3 separate regions of the Homo sapiens genome follow, and regions 2 and 3 are each linked to region 1. The links are chromatin loops, found by intact Hi-C in ENCODE. Cell type or tissue: CD4-positive, alpha-beta T cell. All regions are shown on one strand.

The links. Peaks named below come from ENCODE experiments on the same cell type or tissue, not always from the same donor. Only the 100,000 strongest peaks of a DNase experiment are listed, where the experiment ranks them.
Region 2: it touches region 1 in a loop (4-fold over the local background); 3 of 110 quality-filtered maps call a loop at or near these places.
Region 3: it touches region 1 in a loop (4-fold over the local background); 2 of 110 quality-filtered maps call a loop at or near these places.

The regions. Positions count from the first base shown.
Region 1 is chr20:58,235,805-58,238,304 of GRCh38, reverse strand. It overlaps the pseudogene PPP4R1L. Among named protein-coding and RNA genes, the nearest start is that of ANKRD60, 8.4 kb to the right of the region's middle. RefSeq lists a silencer at 1,131-1,180. In CD4-positive, alpha-beta T cell, CTCF peaks have their summits at 849 and 1,053 (motif pointing left); DNase peaks (open chromatin) are centred at 1,064 and 1,534; H3K4me3 peaks cover 847 bases; H3K27ac peaks cover 486 bases.
Region 2 is chr20:59,403,139-59,405,638 of GRCh38, reverse strand. No RefSeq gene overlaps it. Among named protein-coding and RNA genes, the nearest start is that of EDN3, 100 kb to the right of the region's middle. RefSeq lists an enhancer at 704-1,204. In CD4-positive, alpha-beta T cell, CTCF peaks have their summits at 1,529 and 1,738 (motif pointing right); a DNase peak (open chromatin) is centred at 1,768; H3K4me3 peaks cover 714 bases; H3K27me3 peaks cover 2,115 bases.
Region 3 is chr20:58,407,159-58,409,658 of GRCh38, reverse strand. The region is part of intron 1 of VAPB (VAMP associated protein B and C); the gene reads right to left. Among named protein-coding and RNA genes, the nearest start is that of VAPB, 19 kb to the right of the region's middle. In CD4-positive, alpha-beta T cell, no CTCF peak of the experiment used is centred here; DNase peaks (open chromatin) are centred at 878 and 1,488; H3K27ac peaks cover 1,668 bases.

The DNA of each region.
Region 1 (2,500 bases):
ATGAAGACAAGAGGAGAGACTATCTTTATCAGCTTCAAGAATTTGTAGTGACTGATAACAGCAGGAATTGGAGGTTTCGATATGAACTAGCAGAGTAAGTAAAAACATATTTGGGGATATGAGAAAGCAAACTAGATGGAATAAATCTTAATTTTCTTACCATATAATTGATTTCTAAAGCAGCAGCAATAGTGTTCTTTTAGATAAAGAGATTATGTTTTTATTAAGGTATAAACAGAATTCCAAAAACCCTGAGTTACAAATACCACAGTCTCCGGGGAGACATTCATTTTCAGATGAAGACAGGGCTTGAGTCACTTTCGAATTAGAGTGTTCTGCTGTTCTAGAAGGCAATTTATTTGAACCAAATAAAAGATGAATCACCCACTCTTCAGTGTTTTCCTATTAATCGGAGCAGTTTTTACCAGAGCTTTCCTGAACATTCTGAGTGTGGTCCTCTCCGTAGGGTACAGCATGCTTAATGCCCTTTAGCTACTGTGGGAGACAGGAAGGGGTCTAACCCAGATGAGATGATTATGAAACAAAAAGGTTCCCCAAGGTGGCTCCTATCTGCACATCATTTTGTGCCTGAAGGAGTTATTTAATTCTGTCTTGAGCTGGCAAAAGGAATGTTCCAGGCTTTAGTGATGATGAAAGGGTGGAAGCATCAGTTTAAATAACTCCCCTTCCTAAGGTATATAATGTGCCTTTCACGGTGTGGAGGGAATTTGTTTGTGGCAGTTGTTGTTTGGGTTTTAGTTTTTACCTTGTTTTCATTTCGGTGTCTTTAGTTTTCATTTTTCTCATCCACAACTAGAAATCTCTCAAATAATTGTCTTCCCTGAATAAATTCATCAGGCTTTTGCAGCTATTCAGGATATGATTTGGCTGATGCCAGGGGCAAACCGAAAGCCTTTCTCTTTGCTGTGGTCTTTAATCATTCTGCTTAATTTGAGAGATTGAGGTTTCAGTCATTTTACCATGTTCCCAGCATCCTGTTCTGAGTCGAGAAAAACAGGCCCACGTTTTCCATGAAAGCAGTGCGACCTCTAGCGGCGGCGCACGGGAAGTAGGCGCGCTCGGTGCCCGGCGGGGCTTCCCCGGGTGGTTGCGCGGCCCCAGTGCCCGACCACGTTATCTAGCCCCCTACGCGCCCTATCTCCCATCTCCCGGCTTATTGAAGCCACAGCGACTGATATGAATTCTGTGCTCCGGTGCCCATGATATTGGTATCATGTTTTTGAAAACGGTGCTTTTTGATATGAAAGTATTCACCAGCACTCCGGGCTTCTGGTTCTAACTTCCTCCCCATCTCTTTTTCATTTCCTTTCGTTGCCTGGGTGAAAGCAATGTCATTTATTTTCATGCCCTTCTCCCCATCCCCATTTAGAAAGTAGTGAAAGCTTTGGTAGTGGGTTTTCGCAGCCAGCCGTCTCCTGCATGCTTTTGTCTTTCGGAGTAAGGAGCACGCGCTCCCAGTTCTCTCCAAGCGGACCTCGCTGCAGTGAAACCACCTCGTGCTGCCAAGAGCCGCGAGCAGGAGCATCCGGTTCGGTTTGCAGTCGGAGAAACGCCGGGGCGGTCGTGCAATCTCAGAGTGTTCGCTTGATCTGTTGACCTTTGTGAACTTCAACATTCTGGCTATTTTTATGTTATCTGATTTTTAAAGTTTTATGTGCTTTTCAACTGATAACCTAAAATTGAAATATTAAATCTGTATTCATAAATTTCTCAGCCTCTATTTTACAGAGTTTATTTCCTTTTTGTTTGATTTGTATGTGTGTGAGATGAAGAATTAAAATTTTGTTCACATTTTTTTTGCATGGTCATTTTGCTCAGCTTTCTGCTGTTGGCATTTTACTGAAGACCGAAATCTTGCTGGGTCTTTTGCTGTTCATTTCCCAGCCTGGCTATTTTTATCTGTAAGATGAAATAACAGTAAAAAGAAATCAATAATTTTGTTTTTTTGCCCAAAAATAATGTTTTTTTTGTTGTTGTTTTTGTTGTTGTTGTTTTCCTTTTAATTTCAGACAGCTGATACTGATTCTGGAACTCTATAGTCCCAATGATGTTTATGATTACCTAATGCACATTGCCTTAAAGTTGTGTGCAGATCAAGTTTCTGAAGTTCGGTGGATCTCCTTCAAACTAGTAAGGAATCAGGGCATTTGCTCTGTGATTTTTACAAATAGGAATGTTGATGTATCTTCCATTTTAACTCTTTTAATTTTTCTGGGCTTACTTTGTCAGCTAACCTATGAAACTAGCTTTTAAAATTTGAAATTAGGAACTATATTATAGTTTTATCAATTTGTAGGATAGCTTTTTTTGTTATATGTTTCAGTGACGGCAATTGTGGAGTAATCCTTTTATATATGAAACTCTTTAAGCCATAGGTTAGTGTTTTTAAAATACAGGTTGATTTACAGCTTGGTTTTGTAGAAAAATATTTAGTGAGCAAAGACTCTGCTGTAGAAAAGCTGATCCTATTTTTTTATGT
Region 2 (2,500 bases), 1.2 Mb before region 1:
ACAGAAGCTGACTCGGCAAACCTTCGCCACCTGGTCAACTGTACATGGATAGATCAAATTATGCATTCACTCACTTGACAAATATTTATTAAGTACTCCAATCCCTTACCTTCTCTTTGCATCCAGCACAAGCCAGCTCTGGCCGCTTCCCTGACCACTGCGCACCTGCCCCAGGGCCCTTCCTGCCATTCCTCAAACGGGCAGAGCTCATTCTCCCCTGACCCCGGGCCTCAACCTGCTATTCACTCTGCCTAGAATACCCTTCCTGCTGTTCTGCACTCAGCCAGCTCCTTCTTCTTATCCCCGCCCCCCGCCCCTTGTGTAAAGGAGCCCTCTCCAATTACTGTCTATCCTATTTTGCTTCATTCACAGCCTTTGTCTTCTGAAATTGTCTTGTTTACTTATTAATACATGGTTTTTGTCCTCTCTCCACCAGAATGTCAGTTCCCTGAGAGAAGAGGGACCTATCTTGTTCAGGCTGTGTCCCTAGCGGCCAGCACGGCTCCCGAAATATAACAGGTCCTCAATAAACATCTGTTGAAGAAACGATGTTCTCTTTAGCCTATCTCAGCCGGCGGGTTGAGAGGGAGAAGTAAGTAGGACACCGGGAAGGGCTTTAAAGCAGCACAAATACTCCCTGTGAGACCGGACTGGGATAAAGACAGGTTTTGAGCACTGACCTCACCGGGATGGTGGATGGGCAGGTGAGGACGACGGTGGCTTTGCCTCATCTCCCAGCTGTGACTGAGAGGCCCCCGTGGACCTGGCCCAGTGTGGCTCCATTAGTGGCCTCCCCAGGATCTGGCTAAGGTGGTATATTTTATGGTCCTGTCTATACTGCTGAGCTAATCCTTGTTAACAGGAGACAAGAGGGCATCAGAAAGATTGCCCCGGCCCAGAACTTCTTAGCTGGGATACAGTGAACACAAATCATTTGAATTCCCCACCCAGCAACAGCAGACATTCCCGGCATCCTCCTGAGCCTCTCCACTTGAACGTCTGCAGAGGTATTTATCCCATAACCATCCTGGGGTGGTCGATGCCAGGGAGATCCAGCTCCCCCTCGGCTGGGAGCTGTGCCTGCTTAGTCATAATGATCCCTCCACCGTTTGGACTGCTGCCTCCTGAGAGCCTGTCGGGTACAAAAGCTCTCAAAGCTTCATACTTCATGTGATCTTCCCAGAAGCTCTACCGGGGGGTGTTCTTTTAGACCAGTTCCAGATGGGGAAACTGAGGCACAGAAAGGCAACGTGAGTTGTTCAAGTTCCCCAGACAGTGAGTGGATGGGCAGAGAGTTGAGCCCACGTCTGTGTGCTCAGCCTGTCTCTGCTGCCTCTGGTGAACGAGGCGGGGCTGGACAGATGTGCGGGACCCAGGAGTACAGGAGAGCCCCCTAAGTCTGCACATTCTAGGACAGGAGATTGGAGACAAGTCCCTTTTCTTGGGGTCCTAAGTGGGGTTCACTGTGTCCCTGAAATCAAGGTCTCTTGGGCCCCTAAAAGGAAAGTTTTCTGGAAGCTTCTGGAAAAGTCCCTTGGAATCTGAACATCTACGAGAAGAGGAGAAAGGAAGGGAACATTGTATACAAAGACACCACAGCTGCCCAGTGGGTCAGGGGCGTGCGTCTCTGAGGGTCGGCTTAGACCTGGCAGCTCCGAGCCAAGCAGGGATTCGGGATCCGCACAGCCGGCGGGGGGCCCGGGGGGTGCGACCGCTGTGCTGCCGGCAGTTCCGCCCGCGGCCTCGTGGTGGCGCTGTTGTGCAGCGAGTGAGCGCGGCGCGTGGGGGAGGCTTCGGCAGCGCCGGGGCCCAGAGATCTGCAGACTTCGCTGCGCCAGAGTGGGGGTGCAGCGTGGGGAACAGCCCGCTGGCCCCTTCTTCCTCGGGCCCCGTGCCCCCCACTCAGGTTCCTGGGGCAAAGTCATGGTTGTTGTCATCGCCCCTGATTGAGCCTAGATGAGACGTGGTCCCAGAGACAAGGGATTCAGGGGACTGGAGGAGGGACCCCCGCTGGGGTGGCTCGTTGGGGACCAACTTGCCTGGCACCGAGATACCCTGCCCCGCTCCAGGCCTGGGAGCATCCTAGGAGACTGTGGCCCGGTGTCCTCGGGGGCCTGGCACGGGCTGGGTTCAGTGAAGTGGAGGGTCCCCTCTTTCTGGGCAGGGGCGTCTGGCCGCGAGGGCGTCACGGGGTACATTGAACTCCTGCTGCGACACCTGTGTATCCAGGCCCGGGAGAAGACAGAGCGCCTCCCTGCAAGGGGAGACCGGTTCCCACCTGGACTAGGTGCGGGGACAGGGGGAAGGTCCCTGAGAGGACCCTGGGGACGGAGCAGTGGGAGAAACTTCCTTCTTTCCTAGTGAAAGGCACTGCCTGCCCAGGGTGCAGAGTAAATGGACAGTGACATTGGGCCCAGACAGTGACACAAACACCCTTTTCAGACATGGAAAGGGGGTGCGTGTGACAAAGACAGAGAGCTCTCCTAGCTAAAGAGAGAAT
Region 3 (2,500 bases), 170 kb before region 1:
ACTCTGCATAAAAAAAGCTATATTATTTTATACTCTTGCAAACACAAATTAGGTACAGTATCTCTCCTTTTCACAGCCTCTCCAAAAAACAAATTACCATATTTCACTTCAACTCTAAAAAGATTACCTTCTGGGAAGGTAATAATCTGTCTCCAGAAGCCTATGACTTTTGATGGATTTTGTTAAGACAATAAAAGTGTGCTTGAGGTTTCAATACAGTAGACTCTCTATGTGGGAAAAATACACTAAAATGGAGGGACACGGACATTCTAAAGCAAAATCTGTTGGATATCTTATTAATATTTTTAAATTTTACCCTTTGACAGTCTATTTACATTAAAAAGTATCCTATTGCTTTCTGCGTTCTATACCCATCTGCAGTGCACCAATCCCCACATTATTTCTTTTCTTGTTTATGTAAATCTTCCCCTTCTAGAATGGAAACTCCATCAACACAGACTTTTTTGTCCCTCTTGTTCATTACTGATCATCAGCACCTAGAGCACTTGCAGGCATAGAACAGATGCTCAATAATATATTTGCTGAATGAACAAATAGCCATGCCATGCTTCCATCTACTTCACACAATGGCTGTATTCTTCCTCTATGCACCCTCTGTAAGCACATCCAGGCTCTGGGTGAATAAATACTGAGACTACTGCTGCTCCTGTTCCAGCATTACACCCTTTTCATCTTCTGCATAGGACATATTTTGTTTGTTCCTTTCCTGTTTCCACATGGAGTGGGGGGCGGGGTGGGGGGGGGGGGTGTCTGTCCTATTCATCACCAGATCCTCCAAACTAGAACAGTGCCACAAACATAGTAAAAATGTATGCTGCATGAATACGAGACTTCCTCAGAGGTCATTGTACTCTGATTCTGCTGCATTTCCTGTAAACAGACACCTACTTCAAAACCCGGATCTGAAATCACTCTAAATTTGTGCTGCTTATATACAGGTTGAAGGTATTAAAAATGCTCACTGTGTCAATAATGCTTTCATCATAATTATTCTATGGTGTTTTTTTTTAAAGTTGCCCCCTCCCTAAAAAATGAAAGATACCATACTAACAGATATTCGAAGAGAGTGAGCTGTTAAATAACCATGAACTCAAGAATAAGGACACTGGAGAAGTTTTCTTAAAAATCTATTTTCTTGATCGAATTGTTAGCTCACACATTAAATCAATGCTTTAGAAACAAAAATAAAGCTTTAAAGCTTTGCAACCAATGTGTTTAAATGGCAGACATTATATTCCAATATTCCAGCAGAAAGCCTGATTGTATAGCTCTTATTTTGAAATAACCACATAAAAACAACCCTACCCATAGACACATAACTTTCCTGAAGAACTCTTAGAATGCAGTGTTTTAAATTAATAAAGTATTCTCCTGGTATCCTCGGGAGCCAGCCAGCTACTGAGAAACATCACACCTGTTATTGCAGCAAGAGAAATCAACACCAAGAACTCTCACTGATGATGCCATCAAAGGCACACCAGAAGCCAACTTGATTGAAATAGACTATACCAGACTTGCAGGGTGCTTACTCAATTCACTAGTTTCCTAGGTCTTTCAGAGCAGAAAGAAACAAAACTCAGCCTGCCACCACCTCCATGGGTGGGAAAACTAAACTGGAAGACATGCTACTGTATTTTAAGAATTCCTAAGATCAAACTCAGGAAAGCTACCTGAAAAAAAATACAAAGTTAGTAAGGAACAGCCTGGAAAACTAAGATATTTGCAGTTTATATAACAGATGAATGGCCAGAATTGAAAATATATAAAGAATTCTCTTACTTACAATAAAAATTCTAAAATCTCATGAAGGAATACTATACAACTCTTTAAAAGAATGAACTAGATCTGTATTTCAACAGTTGATAGGTCTCAAAAACATGTTAAGTCATCCATACACCATGACACTACATTAAGTGATCTAGAAAAAAACGGAAATAGTTCACATTAAATTCCTCCGGGGAGTTAAAAAAAAAACAAAAAAAAAAGGAGGGCGTATGAATCAGCAGATATGGAGTACAGACATGCCATAAATTATTAGTGAAGTTTTACTTGTTTTATTAAAGAAAGATTTAAAACGAGTCTTCTAACAAATTATTAACATTTAGTTACTCCATACTGGGGTATTTATATTATCTGTATTTTTCTGTACTTAAAAATTTTTTCATATACAGAAAGCTACCTGTAGTTTATGTGAGATCCAAACAAGGTTCTTTTGAAATAATTTTCTACTTGTTCAGACTTGTAAAGTTGTTGAAAACTGATAAACCAGCCTTGATAGTCATGCTTGTATAATTTATAAAAATCAAGGTTATCACTCAAAACATGTTTAAAGTTGCAGTGGTCTCATTAACTCAAGACAAAGACCCATGTGTACAATTCTGACAAAAGCTTCTGTATGAACTTCAAATACTAGAAACCATCTAAAGATAAATACTGTCACTACTTTCCTTTAATACACTAGATTTTTTTTCGTAATAGA